Regions from separate parts of the Homo sapiens genome. Here region 1 is linked to region 2. A link is a loop called in an ENCODE intact Hi-C map of the cell type or tissue named here. Cell type or tissue: PC-9. All regions are shown on one strand. Each heading gives the region's core, and the rest is flanking DNA. Links, peaks and the distances in the headings are about the cores only. Region 1 has its middle 35 kb from the start of LINC01895. Region 2 holds the start of DLGAP1-AS6 (DLGAP1 antisense RNA 6).

Region 1 (10,875 bases), core at 3,257-5,756, 270 kb before region 2:
CACAAAAGAAAAATGGGTAAAGGGCAAATTTCTGAAATATTATTAAATGTTTAAATATTTAGAAGTATTAAAATATGTGCAAGACTTTGCACAACTGTTCTTGTGAATTCAGCAAAGAAGAATTTCTTGGCCAGGCGCTGTGGCTCACGCCTGTAACCCCAGCACTTTGGGAGGCTGAGGTGGGCGGATCACTTGAGGTCAGTAGTTCAAGACCAGCTGGCCAAAATGGTGAAACTCCGTCTCTACAAAAATTAGCTGGGCGTGGTTGCATGTGCCTATAATCCCAGCTGCTCCGGAGGCAAGGGAAGGAGAATCTCTTGAATCTGGGAGGCAGAGATGGCAATGAGCAGAGATGGCGCCACTGCACTCCAGCCTCGGCAACAGAGAGAGAATCCGTCTCAAAAAAGGATTTCTCATCCATTGCCTATAGCTAAACATTAGACAGACAATACCACAGTGTGACAGAAACAATTCCCTCATGTGTCATAGTCAATGAATCATTCAATTAAATAAGCAATTACATGATCATTTCCTGTAGAGGCCGCTGCCATTCATTTCAAAATCATATCATATTGCTTTAGAAGAAAACTTTAAGATGATGTACTAAAATTATTCATTCAGAAACCAAAAATTGTTAAACACTTCCCCTCTATCTCATCACTTTTTTTTTTTTTTTTTTTTTTTGAGAAAGTGTCTTGCTCTGTTACTCCGGCTGGAATGCATTGGCATCATCATGTCTCACTATAAACTCAAACTCCTGGGCTCAAGCGATCCTCCCACCTCAGGTTCCTGAGTAGCTGGGACTATGGGTATGCACCACCACACCCCATTAATTTTTACATTTTTTTTTGTAGAGACGAGGTCTCACTATGTTGCACAGGCTGGTCTTGAACTCCCAACCTCAAGTGATCCTGCTTCCTCAGCCTCGCAAAGTATTGGGATTACAGGCATGAGCCATCACACCCAGCCTCATCACTTTGAATAATACATTTTAAATCTGTGAACCATTATTTTATAAAGTTATACAGACTGCTGTAGGGAAAACTAAATACTATTCCTACTTTAAGGAAAACCATTGTCTAATGATAAACATTTTTTTAAAAAATTATAATTAGCCAGGCATGATGACATAGCCCTGTAGTCCCAGCTACTCAGGAGGCTGAGGCAAGAGAATTGTTTGAACCCAGGAGGCAGAGGTTGCAGTGAGCCGGGATGGTGCTACTGTACTCCAGGCTGGGTGATGAGTGAGGCTGTCTAAAAAAAGAAAAAAGAAAGAAAATTCTCAGAAATTATTTCCATAATTAGCAAGTACATAGAATTGATGTATGATGGAAGAGATAGATTCTAAAGTAAATTATCATAATTCTGCAAACTATCCAAACATAATATTTTACAACATAAAAGTATTATATATTAAAGCTCATTAATCTAAATAGCATTCCCACTAAAAGGAACCAGGGCTGTCTGGAAAAATGGCTAATTTCAGTTTGGGGGCAGGGAAAGTACAACAAGTTAGGCCTGGATCATTTTTGTTCCAGAAGATAAGAAAGTGTTCAAAAACACACAAAGACGGTAGAAGCGGCACAGAAGCCAAGTACAGTGGCTCACGCCTGTATTCCCAACACTTTAAGTGGTCCAAGTGGGAGGATCCCTTGAGGCCAAGAGTTCAAAAGCAGCCTGGGCAACATAGTGAGACTGTATTTGTATACAATTTTTTTAGAAATTGGCTGGGCATGGTGGTCCACACCTGTTGTCCTAGCTACTTGCGAGCCTGGGATGGGAGGATCCCTTGATACCAGGAGTTGGAGGCTGCAGTGAGTGAGCCAGCGCACTCTAGCCTGGGTGACAGAGCAAGACTTTGTGTCCATTTAATTAAAAAAAAAAAAAAAGACACAGGAGTCTACTAGAAGAGGCTTCTGCTGGCCAAATTTGGAAAACTTTGAGGATCCCAAGAAAAAAAAAATAGTGTTGGCTATAGATTAAGCAAATTGAATTAAAACAGGAGTCCAGGATTCTTCAACAAAAGGTGAGGTAAGGAGAGGCTCTTATTTACAGAAGAATCTCAGCTAAGAAATATAGAAGGAATAACTGATTTCAAAATCACTATTACTTCACCAATTTGATGACTGATTCCAGCAAGTATCAACAATGGATGCTAAACCTATAGGTAAAAATTGCTGGGACCCAGTGGATATACACTAATCCAAATATCACAGGTTATTGATTAATTGCAAAGAGGAGAGGAAGATATCTGGCACATAATACCTTAACCAAATGATCAAATATGACATCCCTGATGTTAGGGCAAACTGACTTGACACACCTGCTGGTATGAGAAGAGCACACTACCACCTGGGCAGGCCAAAGTGAATAATCTGAATTTAATTCCGAGACAGTCTACAAAACAATTGGCCTGGACACTTCACAGGTTGTATCTCAAAAGAAAAAAAAAAAAAGGCAGCAGAACCGCTTGAAATTAAAGGAGATGAAAGCTATATGACGTTAAAAGCAATACTTGATCCTAGACTGAATCCCTGATTTTTTAAAAAAGAAGAGTTTATGAACAGCATTATTGGGACAACTGGTGAAACTTGATTATTGGTGGTTATTTTAAATATTTCAATAGTAAGTAAATTTTTGATAATAGTATATCAAAGTCAATTTCTTGAATATGATCAAGGTGAAGCGGTTATATAGGAAAAGATCCTTTTTCTTAGGATTTAGGAATTAAATAGGAATATAGCATAATGAGGGAAGTTCTTTGTGCAATTCTTTTTTTTTTTATACTTTAAGTTTTACGGTACATGTGCACAACGCGCATGTTTGTTACATATGTATACATGTGCCATGTTGGTATGCTGCACCCATTAACTCGTCATTTAACATTAGGTATATCTCCTAATGCTATCCCTCCCCCTTCCCCACTGTGCTATTCTTTTAACATGTCTATAGGTTCAAAATTTTTCAAAAGAAAACGGGAAAAATTACATTAAGAAAACTCTAGTAAAAGGTTATTTACTATGCATGTTTAATTTATCCATATTTTTGCTTAACATTGTCTTTGTCTTACGTTGTCGACATAAAATGAAGAGGCTGTGGCACAAAATAAGATTTAAAGAGTTTACCTGAGCCAAAGTGTAGACAGCTGCCCGGAAGATTTAGACCCAAGAAACGTTGAATGTGAGCTCCGCCCAGCCTTTGTTACAAGCAAGTTTTTAAAGGCAAAAAAGAGGGATGGGAAGTGAGCTCATACAAAGTTGTTGTAAGGAATTCTCTTTGGTTTACAGAAATAACAGGGATTAGTGACTGGCTATACACTGCTAAACTATAGGGTGTGGCTTATAGTGTCCAGGGTGGCATTATTAGGGTAATTTATAGCTACTTGTGACAACAGCAAACAGTTTCAAGAGATAAATACATAGCTTAAGGGGGACGTGATTGCTGTCTCATTTCAATGGCTCTCTGGTCCTGATAATTTAAAAGGACTCGCATTCCTTAGATAATAGATGTTTTCTAAGCCAGGCATTGTGGCTCAATCCTATAATCCCAGTGACAAGCAGGAGGCTGAGGTGGAAGGATCACTTGTGTTCAACAGCAGCCTGGGCAATATAGGGAGGGCTTGTTCCCCATAACCCCAAAATGTAAAGAATTAGCCAGGCATGGTGGTTCACACCTGTAGTCCCAAGCTACTCAGGAAGCTGAGGCAGGAGGACCCCTTGAATCCAGGAGTTTGAGGCTGCAGTGAGCCGTGATCGAACCACTGCACTTCAGCCTGAGTGGCAGAGTGAGACCTCGACTCTTGAAAAAAGAGGAAAGAAAGAAGGTTGTTTTGTTTTGTTTTGAGACAGAGTCTTGCTCTGTCGCCATGCTGGAGTGCAGTGGCAGGATCTCCGCTCACTGCAACCTTCGCCTCCCGTGTTCAAGCGATTCTCGTGCCTCAGTCTCCGGAGTAGCGGGGATTACAGGCACGTACCACCACACCCAGCTAATTTTTGTATTTTTAGTACAGAAGGGGTTTCACCATGTTGGCCAGGGTGGTCTCAATCTCCTAACCTCATGATCCACTCGCCTAAGCCTCCCAAAGTGCTGAGATTACAGGCGTGAGCCACCGAGCCCAGCTTTTCTTTTCTCAACCTTGTCTTGTGAAATTTTATGTTGAGGCTTGTAAGTTATTTTCTAGTACTTTAAACACAGTAATTATTTTGGACCACATGTAATAGACAATTAATGCAGTTAAATTCCCCTGGCCTGAAGTTTATGCTTTTGGTAAATTAAGGAAATTGTAAAGAGCAAACATTCTACCTTGTTGGAATTTGGCTATAATGGGCCATCATGTTGCATGGCTGGATGGTGAATGAGAAGATGAAATTGGGGTCAGGAAATTTTAAAGCTGGAAGAGATCTTAAATCTTGGCCAAATTAAATTTACCAGACTTTAATTGAGAAAAGAACAATTCGTGAACTGGACAGCCTTCCGGGCCAGAGGAGGCTCAGAGACTCCAGCTCAGCCACGTGTTGGAAAGACGTAAATAGAGAAAGGAAAGTGACGAACAGAAAATGGAAGTGAGGTACAGAAACAGTCAGATTGGTTACAGCTCCGTGTTTGCCTTATCTGAACACGGTTTGAACAGTTGGCCCCCTTTAAGTTGCCAAAACTTGGTGATTGGCACAAGAGTAGGTTACAGTCTGTTTACTCTTCCATTTAGGTTATGGTTCACTAGGTACAAAGAAACCTTTAGGCCAAAGTTAAAATATGTAAGCAAGCTGCTTTGGGCTAAACCCGATTTAATACTTATGAATGCAGCATGGTTTTGCTCTTACGTGGCTCAGTTTCTGCTGGGTCATTCTGACACATGTGCCACCTGGTAATGACCTTTGATCTGAGGGGATTGGGAGATACTTGATAAATAGTATCCTCTTCTGTCCTGCCAGGGGACAATTCTAGGGTGAATTATACATGGCTTCTCAGAGACTTTCCAGCAGGATTATACTCCAGTTACCTAAAGCAATGAACAGTTTGAAAATGCACCCTTCCCCTATTTCATCCTGTCCAGTCCTTCCCACCATTAGAACCACTTCCCAACATCAACGATCTGCATGGGAGCACATTTCTCAGGCTCTGTTTGAAGACACCCACATTCCATACAGCCTTTCCTGGTGCCTCTGAGTCCTGGGCTTCTCAGTTTCTCTAGATAATTGTCTTACTTCTCATGGTGCCCTGCTCTGCCAGGGTTAGGAGCGCATCCAAATTCCCTGCCAAGGTAGTGGAAATTCCATCATAAGTTTACCACCTTGCAAATATCTGTGGATATTTGCTGTCTCCTTTTCCCATTCTCTTTGCTCTTGTAAGTTTCAATATTTTAATTTTGTATTGTTATTTTAGCTGGGGAGCACTGCAATATACAATAATCAAACTTTTTTTAAAACTCACAGATGGACTCAATAGCAGAATGGAAGTGACAAAGTGAAGATTTAGTGAACTTGAAGACAGAACAAAAGAAATGACTAACCTAATGACAGAGAAAGAAAAAAAAAGCAGAGCTTCAGATTTCAGGTATTATTGGGACTATAACAAACGATCAATCATTCATATCATTTGCCATTTTTTGGCACCTTTTGAAATATCCTTATGGTATTTCTCCTTTTTGTGTTGTTACGTTGTTGCTAATACGGTGAATTGCATTGATTGATTTTTTAAAAAACAGTAGGCCAAGCTTGCATTATCTTAGTGAGGATATATTACCCTTTTTGTTTATTAGTTGGATTTTATTTGTTAATATTTTGTTAATATTTACAGCTGTATTCATGGAGATATTGAAGGAAATGACATATAATAGAAAAATATGAAAGTAACAATGATCTGGATTTAAACGCATGTGTTATAGTAACAAAGACCAAGGAACACTTGGCTGTTAAGAAATGCAGACATGTATTATGTTTCTTATCTTAAATGGGGGTAGAGAGTTGGGCATAGCACCATGTCACTTTTGGTTTTGTCGTTTAGAGAAATGCTGATTTATTTGAAAAACTTAAAGGTGCTCACTGGCAGAATTTAAAAATCAGTTATGAGACAAAATAACACAAGAAAGATCAGCTATCAGTTATAACAATGAGTATAAATAAATTAAATTCCTTATGAAAAGACAAAAATTCTCAGACTGACTTGAAAAAAACAGCGTCCAACTCCAAATGTATGGTATTTTATAGGGTTACCATTAAAAACAAGTATCAGAGGCCAGATGCGGTGGTCCAAGCCTGTAATCTCAGCACTTTGGGAGGCCAAGGCAGACAAGGCATTTTTGTACAAAAAATACAAAAACTAGCTAGTTAATGTCTGTAATCCCAGCTACTCAGGAGACTGAGGCAGGAGGATGACTTGAGCCCGGGAGGCGGAGGTTGCAGTGAGCAGTGACTGCGCCACTGTACTCCAGCCTGGGCAACAGAGCAAGACTGTCTCAAAAAAAAAAAAAATCAGAAAACATTAAAAGTGCTTTCTTTCCTAGTTTTCTAACAACTTAAAAGTGCAGATGCTGAATTTTTTTATGCTTTCTTAAATATGCTGCTTTAAAAAAAACTGTATTGGACTATTAATATAACACATTATAGTAACGCATTTTCTTTCTTTCTTTTCTATTTTTGAGACAGAGTCCTGCTCTGTCACCCAGGCTGGAGTGCAGTGGTGCAATCTCAGCTCACCGCAACCTCCCCCTCCCAGATTCAAGTGATTCTTGTGCCTCAGCCTCCCAAGTAGCTGGGATCACGGGCACTACAGCTGGCTAATTTTTGTATTTTTAGTAGAGATGGGGTTTTGCCATATTGCCCAGGCTGGTCTCAAACTCCTGATCTCAAGTGATCCTCCCACCTCGGCCTCCCAACGTGCTAGGATTACAGGCGTGAGTACCACACCATGCCAGTAATACATTTTTTACTATTGAATTATCCTGTAGTTTCTGATATAAATAAGAAAAGAAAAGATGGCCAAAGGTTTATCAAACATGCCTAAACAAAAAGCAAATACATAAAGCAATGATAACAATACTAATATACAGAGAAGAAATCAAGGCAAAAGCCTCAAATGAGATACAAATGGCTATTTTATTTCACTGTATTTTTTGCTTATTTATCTTTGAGAGAGAGAAACCATACTCTAGGAAGCAGAGATAATACAGAACCTTATAAAATTTAAAGTTTAATTTTACTTTTGTCACACCCATGAACCCAGCTGTTCCTGAAAGGAAACCACTGTCCCATATGTTAATAAAGGTTACACTTCATGTACTTGGAAACTGTGAATACTATTGTGTCCAAATATAAATGCAGAAGAAGAAATGAATAGCATGCTACAGGATTTATTTATTTTTAGAGTGGGGGGGTCTCACTATGTTGCCCAGAGTGAAGTCCAGTGGCTATTCACAGGCCCAATCTCCTGGGTTCAAGCAATCCTCCCACCTCAGCCTCCCAAGTAGCTGGGACTATAGTATGGGATATTTTAATATATCATTCTCAGTCTCTGACAAACTTCACAAGCAACAGATAAACTAGACTATGGATGTTATAGTAAAATCAACAAGCTTACTTTAATAGCTGCATGTTATGTTGTACAATGGAGAATATACTTTTTTCCCGATGTAAATGAAATGTATTAGTCAACAAAGAAAATACTGATAAAATTTAAAAGCAGAAAACATATAGCACACATTATCTGACCACAATGTGCTAAAACAAAAAACTAGTAATGAAATTTTAAATTCTAAAGAATCAAGATACTTGGAATTTTAACTATAAATGTATTTAAACATTAATATGCATTACATAGAGGAAGAACTTCTAGATTCTAGAATCAATTTCCTTCAAATATTTTTTTCTCGTAGACTTATGTACATAAAAAATTATGAATTGAGCTTCAGTTTTACAATGATACAAGAAAAACATTGATTTTTATCCCGTGAAAAAAGGCATATAGATTTTGTTTGTTAACCTTATGAAGTTATAGACCACATGAAGTTGTGTATAAAAGTACAGTGGGCATGCTACTCATGGAAGAAAGTGGCATTTTCCTTGAATGGATTTGTTTTTTGCTGATCTTTGTCATCATGGCCATTGAAATCAGTAAGAGAAAAAAGAAAAAAATGAAATAGCAAACACTTCAACAATTATCTGGCATATATACCAGATAATTTATTAGCTATAAAGAAAGAGAAGTAAGGCCGGGCATGGTGGCTTACACTTATAATCCCAGCACTTTGGGAGGCCAAGGCAAGAGGATCACTGGAGGCCAGGAGTTTGAAGCCAGTCTGGGCCAACATAGCAAGACCCCATCTTTAAAAAAACAAAAAAAAACAAATTAACCTTTAAAACAGAAAAAAAAAAAGAAGAAGAAGAAATAGAAGAGATGAGAGACTCAATAAAAGAAAAACTTGTCAAGATGTGGCTAAATTAAATAATATTTTCCCAACATGATAATATTATTTTGACATCATATTCTACAGTAAGAAGTGGCAGGGTTTTTGGTTTTGAGTCAACACCTCTTGTTACCATGAGATCACATCAACTGTGGCTTCCACATCCATTTTCAATGGTGCCTGCAAGGGTGTTTGATCAGTGGCAAATCAAATGAGGATTTGCTCTTTCCCCATGACAAAGCCTGTTGCTCTAAGTGAACTTTCATTAGTTTACAGCTGTGTGAATTTCAATCTTTTTCTTTATTTTAATTAATTTATTTTTTATTTTTGTAAAGATGGGGTCTTGCTATGTTACCCAGGCTGGTCTGGAATTCGTGGACTCAAGCAATCCTCCCACCTTGACCTCCCAAAGTGCTGAGATTACAGAAGCGAGCCACCATGCCCGGCTGTGTCTCTCAATCTTAAACTGCACCAGAGAAACACTCTGCCCTGAGGACTTCACATTAATATGATTGTTGTTTTAGTGGTTGACTCACTTCTCAGAATTTACCTCTGTCTGAGTTGATGCCAGAGTCTCCTGGGTTGTGACTTCACAAATGAGACACCTGAAGACATGGTGCTCTCACCAGGAGTCACAGACTAATGAAGTGGAATGGAGGGGTCCATTTGGGTTTTCTCCTTTGCGGTTCTTTGTATATTTAGGCTTTCTACAATGTTCCCCATGGCTAGTCTACATTTATTCTGTTTTATAGGATAGGTTTTGTTTTTGTTGTGTTTCAAGAACTTATTTAATGAGTTATTTAATGAGTCTTCTAATTCGTTATTTGGTTTGTTGCTATTCATTCTTTTTTTTAAAAAAAGAATATTGCTGTCATCCTTTAAACATTTTTTTATTTGCTTATTGAATTTTCAAAAAACTCTAGGATCCCACTTTTAGTGTAATAACCATTTCAACATTTTCTGCAGAATCAGAGGAGGTCTGTGGGGAGGAAATTGTCATTCTATGACACTAAAGCCCTCCCTACCACTCAAAGGAAACTGTCTCCAGCACCACAGTTCTTTAGATTCTCCTGTCTCTGCTTTTTTCCTGGAGCTCCTTAAATCTGTCACTGCATTAAAAGATTTCATATTGTTCTCATTTGAAAATTTTTTTTCCTTTTCCTTTTACAGGAGTAAAGTTCTTATTACGAGTTGCATAGTTTTTAAATTCCTACACGTCAGGAGAAACCTTTTTGCCTTCTCCCACTTTGATGCTAATAAGACTAAAAATAGAAATCTAGCTTCAAAAGCTCCATAGAAGGGAAGAGAGAAGGAAAGGGAAAGGAGAAAGGAGGGGAAAAAAAAGGGGATAGAGTTAAACTGGCCCAAAAATTCCATGACATTCTTGAATAACTTATGATTGCCCCAGGGCCCTTGTTTTGGTTGTGTATACTACGTAGTAATCCTAAAACTTAGTGGCATAAAGCAAAGCCCATTTATTTTTACTATCTCCAATGATTCTGTGGGTTAACTGGGCTCAGTTGGGCCGGTTTTCTGTCCCCAGTGATGTGGGCTGCTCCTGAACTCATTGGGGCTTTCCACCGGTTGACACTATTCTGATAGCTCCCTCCAGTGCTGGCAGGGATGCTGGCTGTTGGCTGGAGGACCCTCACTTGGCCCTTCTATGTGGCTTCTGCTTTCCACAGCATGACAACTGGGGCTGAGAGTTTCCAGAGGAAGGAAGTGGAAGCTGTCCATCCTCTTCAAGGCCAGGGCTGGAACTGGGGTGCTGCCCCTCCCTCTCCAGTGCTTTGAATTTGTTGGCTGTAGAGCTTCTCCAGAGGCGTCTTCAGGAAAATTCTCTCTTCCATCTGATATTTTGGGCTGTGGTATTTTCCCTCTTTTTGGTCCTGAAAACTTGTCTATATCTATCTTGCATATTTACTTGTAGCTTTGTAGTCTGCTCTCTTTCTTTGCTTTCCAGCACTCTGCCATTTTATTGCTTTGGCATCTTTTTTAAAATTTATCTTTCTTTGAGACAGGGTCTCACTCAGTTTTCCAGGCTTGAGTGCAGTGGCCCAATTACGGCTCACTGCAGCCTCAACCTCCCAGGCCCAAGTGAAGTGATCCTCCCGCCTCAGCCTCCTGAATAGCTGGGACCATAGGCATGTACTGCCACACTTGGCTAATGTTTTGATTTTTCATATAAACGGGGTCTCCCTATGTTGTCCAGGCTGGGTTTGAACTCCTGGGTTCTAGTGGTCTTCCTGTCTTAATCTCCCAAGGTGCTGGGATTACAGGTATGAGCCACCATGCCTGGCCTCCATTTGTAAATTATTAATTTGGTCCTTCTTTTGGACAGCAGTTGTTTCACGTACATTTTTTCAGGAAGATTTTATTAATGCTAAACTTATAAAGTTCTTACATATCTATATATATATACACATATATATATATATATATATATTTTTTTTTTTTTTTTTTTGAGACAGAGT
Region 2 (10,875 bases), core at 3,984-6,483:
ACAGGTGCATGTTTAAGAAACACTGTACTCAGCAGAAGTGTACCAGGTTTCCTTCTGCCTTCACTTAAGCACACATGTCGGTTAAAGCTAGGAAATAGCTGAAAATCTGTATTTTCAAAACATTTCACATCCTTAAGGCTTCTGGACTGGCATCTAATTTTGCATTTTGTTGAAACATTGCTAGAAAAATCCTTTGGCCTTCTTCTCAGTGAAACCAAACAAAACCCATAACGTATGCTCTTTCAACTTAAAGCATCAATGGATTCAACAAAACCGTTGTATATACAGCTGTGGCAATATTTACGCATGTAAAGCATCTTAGTTGAATACCAAATTCAAACAAAATCAATACAAAATGGATTTTACAGTTAATTTTAATGGGTGTGATGTATCGTTTAAGAGGGTGTGATTTCCGGGTTCATAACATCAAGTGATTTCAGCAGTTGTCTACATTATGGTGTGTTCCAAAATTAATAGTAAGGTCAGACTATAGTTTTAGACTGAAAATATCAAGGCCATTTTCTAAATTCGGGCTTGAAATACTAGAAGTGGCTTTGATATTACTATTGAATTGGCTTCAAAGACTGCTAATTAGACCATTGTCTTTAAGAACTGCCTTCTTATGCAATGTAATAGAGTTGCTTGTTCTTTAAGAGTAAGAGTTTTGTTTACATTGAAAACTTTCACTAGACTGCCAAAATAACAAAAACAAATACACAGACATTGAAACTTATACTCTTGAAAAACAAAAAGAAAAGAGGGAAAATAAATCAGTGACAAGTGGCAGATTATCGTTTGCAGCTTGCCTTTGATTTGTAAATGCCTACTTCCTGCCCCAGGGAGGAGGGTGAAGGGTAGGTTATGGTGCTTGGGATGCACACTGTCTTCTGGGTTATGCTAATTTGTTGTTAAGTGCTCAAGGCCGCTTATTCAGCACAGATTTGATTAGTTTTTGGCTATACAGTTCAAAGATTTATGAAAAGTTCCTCTCTGGATAGCTGTGGTTGTATTTACTTTGGTTCTCCTTATTCAAAAACTTTCATATCGTTGATGAGTGGTGACAAATGGCTTGCTCAGGAACACTGTGCCAGTATAAACTCTTTTGTAATAAAACACAATTAATATTGATGAAATCAGTCTTCAGTCAGCACTTGTTTGTTGCCTGAAAACCTTTCCTCTCCTCCCCACCTTCCAGGACTCAAAAAACAGACTGGGGGACAATCTCATCTGAATCGAACACTCCAAACTGGGGCTGTGACTTGCCCCTGGCAGATGCCACAGGTCCCAGAAAGGTGATCAGAGAGCTCTATCCAACACGAGGAGTCGCTTCCCTCTAAGGACTCTCAAAGGGGAGAAGCAAGGATTTATAAACTGGCTCTGTTTGTGGCTTTGCCGAAAATGAAACTCTCAGCAGTGTGCTACACCATGATTCTAGTAGAAATGATCATTAGACACTGGAAAGAGGAAAGCGGGAAGGAGAGCACCTACTGCCTTCCGTACACTGTGTTAAGGCTTTCTCTCTAGCATCTAGTTTAGTCTCTGCAACTGCCCCAAGAGAAGTCTTTATTTTATTGGCTAGGACACTGAGGCAAATAGCGGCTCCTTGCCAGACCCTTCCAGCCACTGGTTGGCTTTCTGTTGCCTAGGGTCCCCCTTAAACTTTCTTCTACACTGTGCAGAAATAGAAAAGGGCAGTTGGAAAAGAGGAGGAGGGAGAGGGAAACAAAGAGGGGAAAAGATAAACTTAAAAAAAAAAGTAAAAAGATAAATGTGAGAGAGCTCTGAGATGAGGTCAATGGTTGGTCATTTGAGGTCAACTTTATCTGAGGTGAGGGTAATCACAAGATGACAAATGGCTAACCCTTGGAAATTTCTTTCCACACATCTTCCAGTTTCTGGGTCACGTGGCTCCACCTCTGCCATTTCAGGAGGGTCCTCGTCTTAGGAAGCTATTTGGGAAACTCTCAATGCTCCCAGAGACATTACTGTTTTTTGTTTTTTTATTTTTTTTGGAAACAGGATCTTGCTCTGTCACCCAGGCTGGAATGCAGTTGCACAATCTCGGCTCACCGCAACCTCCACCTCCTGGATTCAAGCGATTCTCCCGCTCATCCTCCTGAGTAGCTGGGACTACAGGCACCTGCCATCATGCCTGGCTAATTTTTTGTATTTTTAGTAGAGACAGAGTTTCACCATGTTGGCCATGCTGATCTTGAACTCCTGACCTCAAGTGATGCTCCTGCTTCAGCCTCCCAAAGTGCTGGGATTACAGTTGTGAGTCACCGTGCCTGGTTGAAACATTTATATTTCATAGGAATATTTTGGCTGGATGCAGAGGCTAAGGCAGGAGGACAGCTTGAGGCCAGCAGTTCAACACTACCCTGGGCAACATAGAGAGACCCTGTCTCTACAAAAGAAAGAAAGAAAAAAGAAACGTTTAGCCAAAAGTATAATGACAAGTAAAGATACATCTGAGAAGAGAACATTCGTTTGTTTAGTGTGGTGCTCCAGCCTCCACGTCATTTTTATAAACAGGATGTCTGGGTTTCTTTGCAGAAACAAGTTTCTTGAGTTTTGTTCTCAGTTTCTATAATATTCCATTTAGTATTCCTGACACACTGCCACCTACCACGCTGGTGGAAGGAAGGAAGGAACTCCTTCTGGGAGATAGCTCTATCCTATCTCTGTCAGTTATCTGACTAACATTTTGATTTCCGGTAGTAAAAATGTTGAAACTGGCCAGGCATGGCTGCTCACGCCTGTAATCCCAGCACTTTGGGAGGCCAAGGTGGGCGGATCATGAGGTCAGGAGTTGGAGACCATCCTGGCCAACATGGTGAAACCCTGTCTCTATTAAAATACAAAAATTAGCTGGGTGTGGTCATGCGTGCCTGGAATCCCAGCTATTCGGGAGGCTGAGGCAGGACAATTGCTTGAACCAGGGAGTTGGATGTTGCAGTGAGCCGAGATCACACCACTGCACTCCAGCCTGGCGACAGAGCCAGACTCTGTCTCAAAAAAACAAAGTTGGCTGGGCACGGTGGCTCACGCCTGGAATCCCAGCACTTTGGGAGGCTGAGGTGGGCGGATCATGAGGTCAGGAGATCGAGACCATCCTGGCCAACATGGTGAAACCCCCTCTCTACTAAAAATACAAAAATTAGCTGGGCATGGTGGCAGGCGCCTGTAATCCCGGCTACTTGGGAGGCTGAGGCAGGAGAATCGCTTGAACCCAGGAGGTGGAGGTTGCAGGGAGCCGACAATGTGCCGCTGCACTCTAGCCTGGCGATAGAGCAAGACTCTGCCTAAAAAACAAAAACAAACAAACAAACAAAAAGTTGAAACTTCATTCTCAGTTTACTACTGGTGGTAAATCCATCAGCATCTGTTTATTAAAGGATTTACCACAGTCTACCTTGACACGCTGAGCACATGGCTTTGCTCTAAAAATAGAAAGATTCAGCTGGGCAAGGTGGCTCATGCCTGTAATTCCAGCACTTTGGGAGGCCAAGGCGGTCAGATCACTTGAGGCCAGGAGTTTGAGACCAGCCTGGCCAACAAGGCGAACCCCCGTCTCCACTAAAAATACAAAAATTAAGCCGGGTGCAGTGGTTCACGCCTGTAATCCCAGCACTTTGGGAGGCCGAGTGCAGTGGCTCACGCCTGTAATCCCAGCACTTTGGGAGGCCGAGGTGGGTGGATCTCTTGAGGTCAGGAGTTCGAGACCAGCCTGGCTAACATGGTGAAACCCTGTCTCTACTATAAATACAAAATAGCCGGGCGTGGTGGCGGGCACCTGTAATCCCAGCTACTCGGGAGGCTGAGGCAGGAGAATCACTTGAGCCCAGGAGGCGGAGGTTGCAGCGAGCCGAGATCACGCCACTGCGCTCCAGCCTGGGAGACAGAGCAAGACTGTCTCAAACACAACAACAACAACAACAACAACAAAAAACAAAAAGCAAAAGTTAGCCGGGCGTGGTGGCGCGCGCCTGTAGTTCCAGCTACTCAGGGGGCTGAGGCACGAGAATTGCTTGAACCTGGGAGGTGGAGGTTGCTGTGAGCCGAGATCACAACACTGCACTCCAGCCTGGGCGACAGAGCGAGACTCTGTATCAAAAAAAAAAAAAAAAAGAAAAGAAAGAAAGACACAATGACAAAGGCAGAGTTCACCTACAGAGGGAATGACATCAATACATTAGGAATATTTTTAATACATTAAATCCCTTTGGGGTGTTTTTGGACACCTGGCTTGTCATACTATGAACAACAGAATTTCCTTAAAAAGTTTTTATTTTAGAGACAGGGTCTCGCTCTGTTGACCAGGCTGGAGTGCAGTGGCGCAGTCATAGCTCACTGTAGCCTCAAACTCTTGAGCTCAACTGGTCCTGCCACTTCAGACTCCCAAGTAGCTAGGACTACAGGTGTATGCCACCACAACCAGCTAACTTTTACAAAATATTTTTTGTAGAGATGAGGGGGACTCGCTCTGTGGCTCACGGCCGTCTTGAACTTTGAATACCTGGCCTCAAGCTATTTTCCTGCCTCGCCCTCCCAGAGTGCTGGGATTACAGGTGTGAACCACCGCACCCAGCCCTCATTTATTTGATTTCTTCAGAGAGGCTCATCTGTTCCTATATTTAGAAATGTGGAACTTTTCCAAAGAAGACAACCTTCATTTTTTTCATACGGGCTTTCAAAAGAATGTGATGTCCTTTTGGTGTTTTAGATTCTCACCTATGAGGTATAAACAAATCGCCTTGCAGACAAGTCTCAACACAGAACACATGCTGCTTATCACTGGCAAAGACTTGCATCAGCCTGCCACCACGGCTGGCTCATCTTGTCCCTCCAGGCCTGTGCCTGCTGGAACACTCCCACTCCCCATGTCTGAATACACCACTTCGGTTGGACCAAGAGTTTCCAGCTCGGGTGGCCCCTCCTTCCCTGGAAATAAATAGCTGCCTATAGAATATCAGAGTCATTCTGACTCAGGGGTGACTCAGCTCTTCCATGACCTGTGTTCCCACTTCTCCTTGATAAGGCCAATGTTTTGGCCCTACTGGTGAAAATATGTAGACCTAACATCTATCTCCCTGCTCCAGTTTCAAGAGAAAAGACCTTATTCAGAGAAATATTTAGAAGACTCTTGTGGAATTCTTGCTGTGAGTGGTTTTTCCTTCCCTGCCATTGGTGCGACTGTTTCCCCCTTCCGTCAAATTGCTGTCTAGATGTTTCTCTCTGACCCCAATTTTCTCGGAGTTTGGGATTATCAATCTAAAATCAGAGGTGAGAATTCATCAGTGTTATCGATAAGACTTTGCAATTATTTCTTTCAAACTGAACTTTTTCCCTATTCACTTATTTTTCCTCATTGCAAAATAATCAAAGCATTGATGAGTGTTTCTGTTTAAATTCAAAGGACATTCCACCTTTAACCTTAGCATTCATGAGACACAAAATGGGTTTTTCTTTTTGCTGATTTAAAAAGCTGCTATGAAGCTGCACAGTGCGGAAGAGGGCACCCCTGCTCCAGAAAAGAAGAAACAAAACTGCCTGCCATAGACACTTGGTAGGGAGTGGCAAATGGAATCTTGGTTTGTTTTTCTCTTAGGACTTTGACAATTATTTTTCCTTGAAAAGAATAAGAGAATCTACCTAAAATATTAATACTAGTTTCAGAGCTCTAGGATAATATAGAGCAGAGTCTCTTTTTTTTAAAAAAGGAAAGCGGTTTCATTTCTGACAGTGGATTTCTTCCACTGATGTGCACACTCTTTGACATGAAAAGCTGCACGAAGCTGCCTTGAATTCATTCTGCAGATGGAAAGTTGCAAGTACGGTAATTAGCTAAGCAGTGGCAAGGCCGACCATCTGAGGTTTGATTTCTCATCAAGAGATAGTGTCCGACACACGTGCCACTGAGCATGCTTGTAAGAGTTCCACGTTTCAGATGCACTGAGAATGCATGCATGGAACACACGTCCCCCCAGCCCAACAACCGCACTCCCAAATTGCCCCTGCACACATATATTCTAACACGGTTACAACACAGCATGCTCCCGAGCCTCAGACAATAAGCTGCCCAAAAAGATGCTCAAGCAACAGTCGCAGTGGGCCTGACTTCTGGTATCCGCAGCCACTCCAGAGAACTTCCTGTGAGCCCCAGGGACTCAGAGGAGGCTGAGTGATGAGGAAGGTGGCCAGAGGCTGCCGGACTAGCCCCAAGCAGTCACTCTGCTTCCTGCCTTTGTTTTCCCTCAAACTCTCATCTTTCTGGAGAAAACAAAACCCTGTCCTGGGGGTGTAGACCAGCCATGACACCCACTAATAACCTCTAGCAAAACAATAGTTTTAAAATTACTTAATGCTCTCTTGACTTTCTGACTTTTAAAATGAAAATTGTATTTTGTCACTGTATCCTTTTGTTGGCAAGTGGAATACTGCACTCAAACCAAGCAGGCAATGTAAAACTATGACTTCAAAGCCATTCCTTGATAAAACATCAAAACGGCCCAGAGTGAACCAACTGTTATCTGTAATTCAACAGATAATTAACTGAAACTCAGTGCTCAAATTGCTACTGGGAGTTTCTGCAGCCAAGGTCATTCTCATGGTGCTGCTTGATTTTGTTTCTGTGTCTCTTATATCGTTTTAGGCAGGGAGGAACTTGGATTGTCCTTCAGTAAAATTCCACTTTGATGCGCAAAGCGAACTTGAATTTCTGCTTGGCCTACCACAGGCCTGCAACATGCACTTTCTCCTCGAGGTGAGAAGGTCTTTTTCTCTCCACTCTGAAACACCGCTGCCTGCACCTTTTGCTGAGTTTAGAGTAGCATCATACTTTCTGCCACGAATGCCACAAATACTGCCTTTTCAACTTGGTTTTGTAAAATGTAATGGTACTAAATCCGCCAAAGGGATAAAGCACCCTTACTTTGGATTTGCCAGTCCCATGGGTACATAACTGACCTACTACTCTCCCACCTCCCAACCTTGAAACTCCAGCCCCCTGAACGGCCTCACCACTCCAACCCCCACTGCAATTTCCCACTCCCCACCTCCATGCATTGCCCATTCACCAAGCCAGCCACATCTCCCTTTAAGTTGAAAACTCACCCGAAAGCCCACTACCTCTTCCATGCAGCCTCCCCTGATTAAGTGAGGATGAAGAAACCTCCAAAGCATGGCCGACAAACTCCCAATAAACGAGAACACACACCCCCCCAAAACAAACACAGAAACTCACAAAAGAAGAAAATGACACATTCTCTACTTTTGATTTGTGAAACTCCTATGGGGCTAAGGAGATCAATTTTATACCAATAAATCATTTCAGAAAATGAAGTCATTTTAATATTCTTGGGGTTACTCAGCAAAACACTTTGCTTGGACGTCTCTTTTGTACTTTCCTTAAATTCTTCTTCCTTTTCTTCTCGGCTTTTTGAACGTATGACTGAAGGGAACTGCCACTCACTGACACGGACAACAGTAAAGGAACTTGGTCTTCACTATGCCTCATAGTGGTGGGTCACACTGCCCAGGAGGAACCCGCAATGAGACCGGCAAATGCCTTAACCATCTCATTGTCTCATCAGGAAGAAGCTTAAATGACTCTTCTTGCTCACATACTTCCTGGGCAAACATGTCTGCTCTGTTGGGATAAAGGACGCTCTAGACCAGGCTCTGCTGAAAGATCCAGGGCAAAGGTTCCTGACAAGACTATGTCCAGCCTCAAATAAGGCCACAGAAGAGCCCAGGCTCGCTGACGAGCACCGGCTCCGAGGCAGTCACATCAGGAGACAGAAACAGACATGTTGGTGCTGCCCTCTCAGGTCAGTGCAAATGCCACTTGAGGAGGGCTGAGAGCTTTGCAGCATAAAATGACCAGAACAAGGAGAAACACAGATGCAATGGCAATAGCTGGCAATTCGCACATGGCGTCAAACACCACTGCCACAGAAGCTTTTTAGCTACAAGCCACGCTATGCAACCTTTAAGCAAAACATTATTGATTTTGTGGTTGTAAAAACATACCTTCAACTGCAGAACTCAGTTTTATGACACCTTGAATAAAAACAAAAAGTGGCAGTTATATAATGGACCCAAATCGCCTTTTCCAGGCTTCTCATAACACACGCATGCTTCAGATTTGGATTTTTCTTTTTCTGCTGGCATTGCAAGAACGTAACTAAACAAATATCAACTTCAAAAATAAAATAATTTTTAGTCTTAACTAGGTCTCATGGATGTCTTCTTTTCCCCCACTAAAACCATTTGGGGAAATTTTTCACTAAAAATGGGATCAAACATGTTTTTGGATGGGACAAAGGCCAAGTCTGCCTGAGTGACTATTTCTGTGTATAAATTATACCAGATTATGGATCAATAAAAGTTCACACAATAGGATGCTAGGGACCAGCACTTCCTCTTTGATACTGTATCTAGAGATCATCTGATGCATGTTAGGACAGAGTTTCTGTTGAAACATGTAACAGGTGGTTAAAAACCATGGTGTGATCTGGTAACTTTCTTCTCTGGGGTGGTTGGGCCAGAGCCCTTTTCTTGGTCTGATGGGTTTAGATTTCAGCTCCCTCAAGTCAGAGAGTGAACGGGTTATCTGAGCAAGTCAAGTTGTTCATGAAGCAAGTCAGTACCCTTGACTGATATTTATGCACCTTTGCAGTGAATTTTTTTTTTTTTTGAGACAGAGTCTCGCTCTGTCACCCAGGCTGGAGTGCAGTGGCGCAATCTCGGATCTTGGATCTCGGCTCACTGCAACCTCTGCCTCCTGGGTGGACGCCATTCTCCTGCCTCAGCCTCCCGAGTGGCTGGGACTACAGGCGCCCGCCAGCACGCCCGGCTAATTTTTTGTATTTTTAGTAGAAACATGGTTTCACTGTATTAGTCAGGATGGTCTCGATCTCCTGACCTTGTGATCCGCCCGCCTCAGCCTCCCAAAGTGCTGGGATTACAGGCGTGAGCCACCACATTTGGCTTTTCGGTGAATTTAAAGGTGAAAATACCAAACTAAGATAAATTAGACCTGATAACAATCATTTGATTTAAAGAGCACTTTTTATAAGTCATAGTTAAAAATAAATAATATTATCTAATCTTACGCAATAGTCATGATCATTTAGGCTGAACAAAAATGTCTGCAGTTTCATTCGGTTGAAGTCCTGGTTCTCTTTCAAACTGGAGGAGTTTGCAAACAAAATTCTTTTCAATACTGGTAAATCAAATTGGTATCTGTATGAACATACACTGATTTTTAACAGATTATGTTCACATTGCTCTTCCTTATGACTTTCTGGAAAAGCTGCTTTTAAGTTTGTTTCCTATTGAATTTCATCTTTCCTGCATAACCAATGGTGTCTGGTCCAACGTTGAGTAAGAAACACTATAGGGGAGGAAGTATGCATATACATGTCCATATGTTTATTATAAATTTTGCTGATACGAAAGATATGTGGCACACAGTCTATAAGTAACAATGAAATATACAGTATTCTTTATGGCAAATTCCATATAGTGAATTGGTTCCCATGGAATTCTTTTTTTTTTTTTTTTTGAGACGGAGTCTTGCTCTGTTGCCCAGGCTGGAGTGCAGTGGCGCGATCTCGGCTCACTGCAAGCTCCGCCTCCCGGGTTCACGCCATTCTCCTGCCTCAGCCTCCCGAATAGCTGGTACTACAGGCGCCCGCCACCGCACCCGGCTAATTTTTTTTGTATTTTTAGTAGAGACGGGGTTTCACCGTGTTAGCCAGGATGGTCTCGATCTCCTGACCTCGTGATCCGCCCGCCTCGGCCTCCCAAAGTGCTGGGATTACAGGCTTGAGCCACCGCGCCCGGCTCCCATGGAATTCTTTTGTTCATCTTGGCCAAACTCTTGTATCTGTAGCCAGCAGTTCAACCATGATCAGACAATCATTCATTCAGTTGCATCTCAGTTTGCCCTTTTCCCAACAAACTTACTATTATTATATCTTTTATGTGATATAAGTTATTTTTATTAAATAAGCCTCTTTCAGCTTCAATACTATGTCAGTACCCATACCATGGCATATTTGTCACTGTACATAAAGTTGGGCAGAGATGTGCAGTGATCACACCAGCATGTAGTATTTCCACCATACGGGTATGGTAGAATGTAACCTCAAGAGCATGGATAGAAACATGACTAGGAAATGATGAGTTTTAAATGTTTATAACTTTTGTTTTTGATATAATTTATCTAATTGTAAGTTACACAATTTAATTTGTAATAATGGGCTTCCAAAATGTCTGAAACTGTAACGTCTGGCTCTTGCAAGCTGGTATGAACCCGCTTTAGGGCACCACTGCCATAACTGATGCTTCCTTGTGTCAGGCCCAGGGAAGACCTTGAACTTCAGAATACTTCCTGAGATCTTCATAAAGGGGGTAATCATTTAATTGAACAAGACAAATGGAAGTAAACTTAGGATTTGCTATTATTTTTTGCCAGTTATTTCAAAACCTGTGAAGCCTTTCATTGCAAAAATAAACTATACATACATCACCTTAGAGATAACAGTCATTGACAATCAACTAGTATAATCACAATATAAATGGATTTGACATTCTTTTGGTCAGGCAACTAAACCAAAACGCAAGGTCAGGTACAAGTAATTGACTTATTAAGCAATGACCTCATCTTTTCAGAGTAGAATTCTTATATACATCAGAATATCAAGTTTTTCAGCCATATTCATTTTTGAGTATAATCATGGTGTCAGCAAATGTCATTCAACTGAAAAGACAACAATGTGCTCTGATCAGTATGTAGAAACAGAGTTCATGCAAGAAAACAAGAAAATTTAAACAAATCATCAGGGAAGACAGGGGTGGCAGTGA

What was found. Peaks named below come from ENCODE experiments on the same cell type or tissue, not always from the same donor. Only the 100,000 strongest peaks of a DNase experiment are listed, where the experiment ranks them.
Region 1: it touches region 2 in a loop (9-fold over the local background); 7 of 110 quality-filtered maps call a loop at or near these places.

Annotation. Positions count from the first base shown.
Region 1 is chr18:3,380,246-3,391,120 of GRCh38, forward strand. No RefSeq gene overlaps it. Among named protein-coding and RNA genes, the nearest start is that of LINC01895, 35 kb to the left of the region's middle. RefSeq lists enhancers at 4,419-4,788, 4,489-5,688. In PC-9, for the core only: no CTCF peak of the experiment used is centred there; DNase peaks (open chromatin) are centred at 3,336 and 4,736; H3K4me3 peaks cover 2,295 bases; H3K27ac peaks cover 2,500 bases.
Region 2 is chr18:3,648,050-3,658,924 of GRCh38, forward strand. All of the region lies in intron 7 of DLGAP1 (DLG associated protein 1), which reads right to left. It overlaps DLGAP1-AS6 (DLGAP1 antisense RNA 6), which reads left to right and starts at 4,981. Exons shown (of 3, transcript NR_188002.1): 1 at 4,981-5,162; 2 at 6,656-6,766; 3 at 7,460-8,233. RefSeq lists enhancers at 4,535-5,734, 4,780-5,074. In PC-9, for the core only: no CTCF peak of the experiment used is centred there; DNase peaks (open chromatin) are centred at 5,012 and 5,502; H3K4me3 peaks cover 1,474 bases; H3K27ac peaks cover 2,500 bases.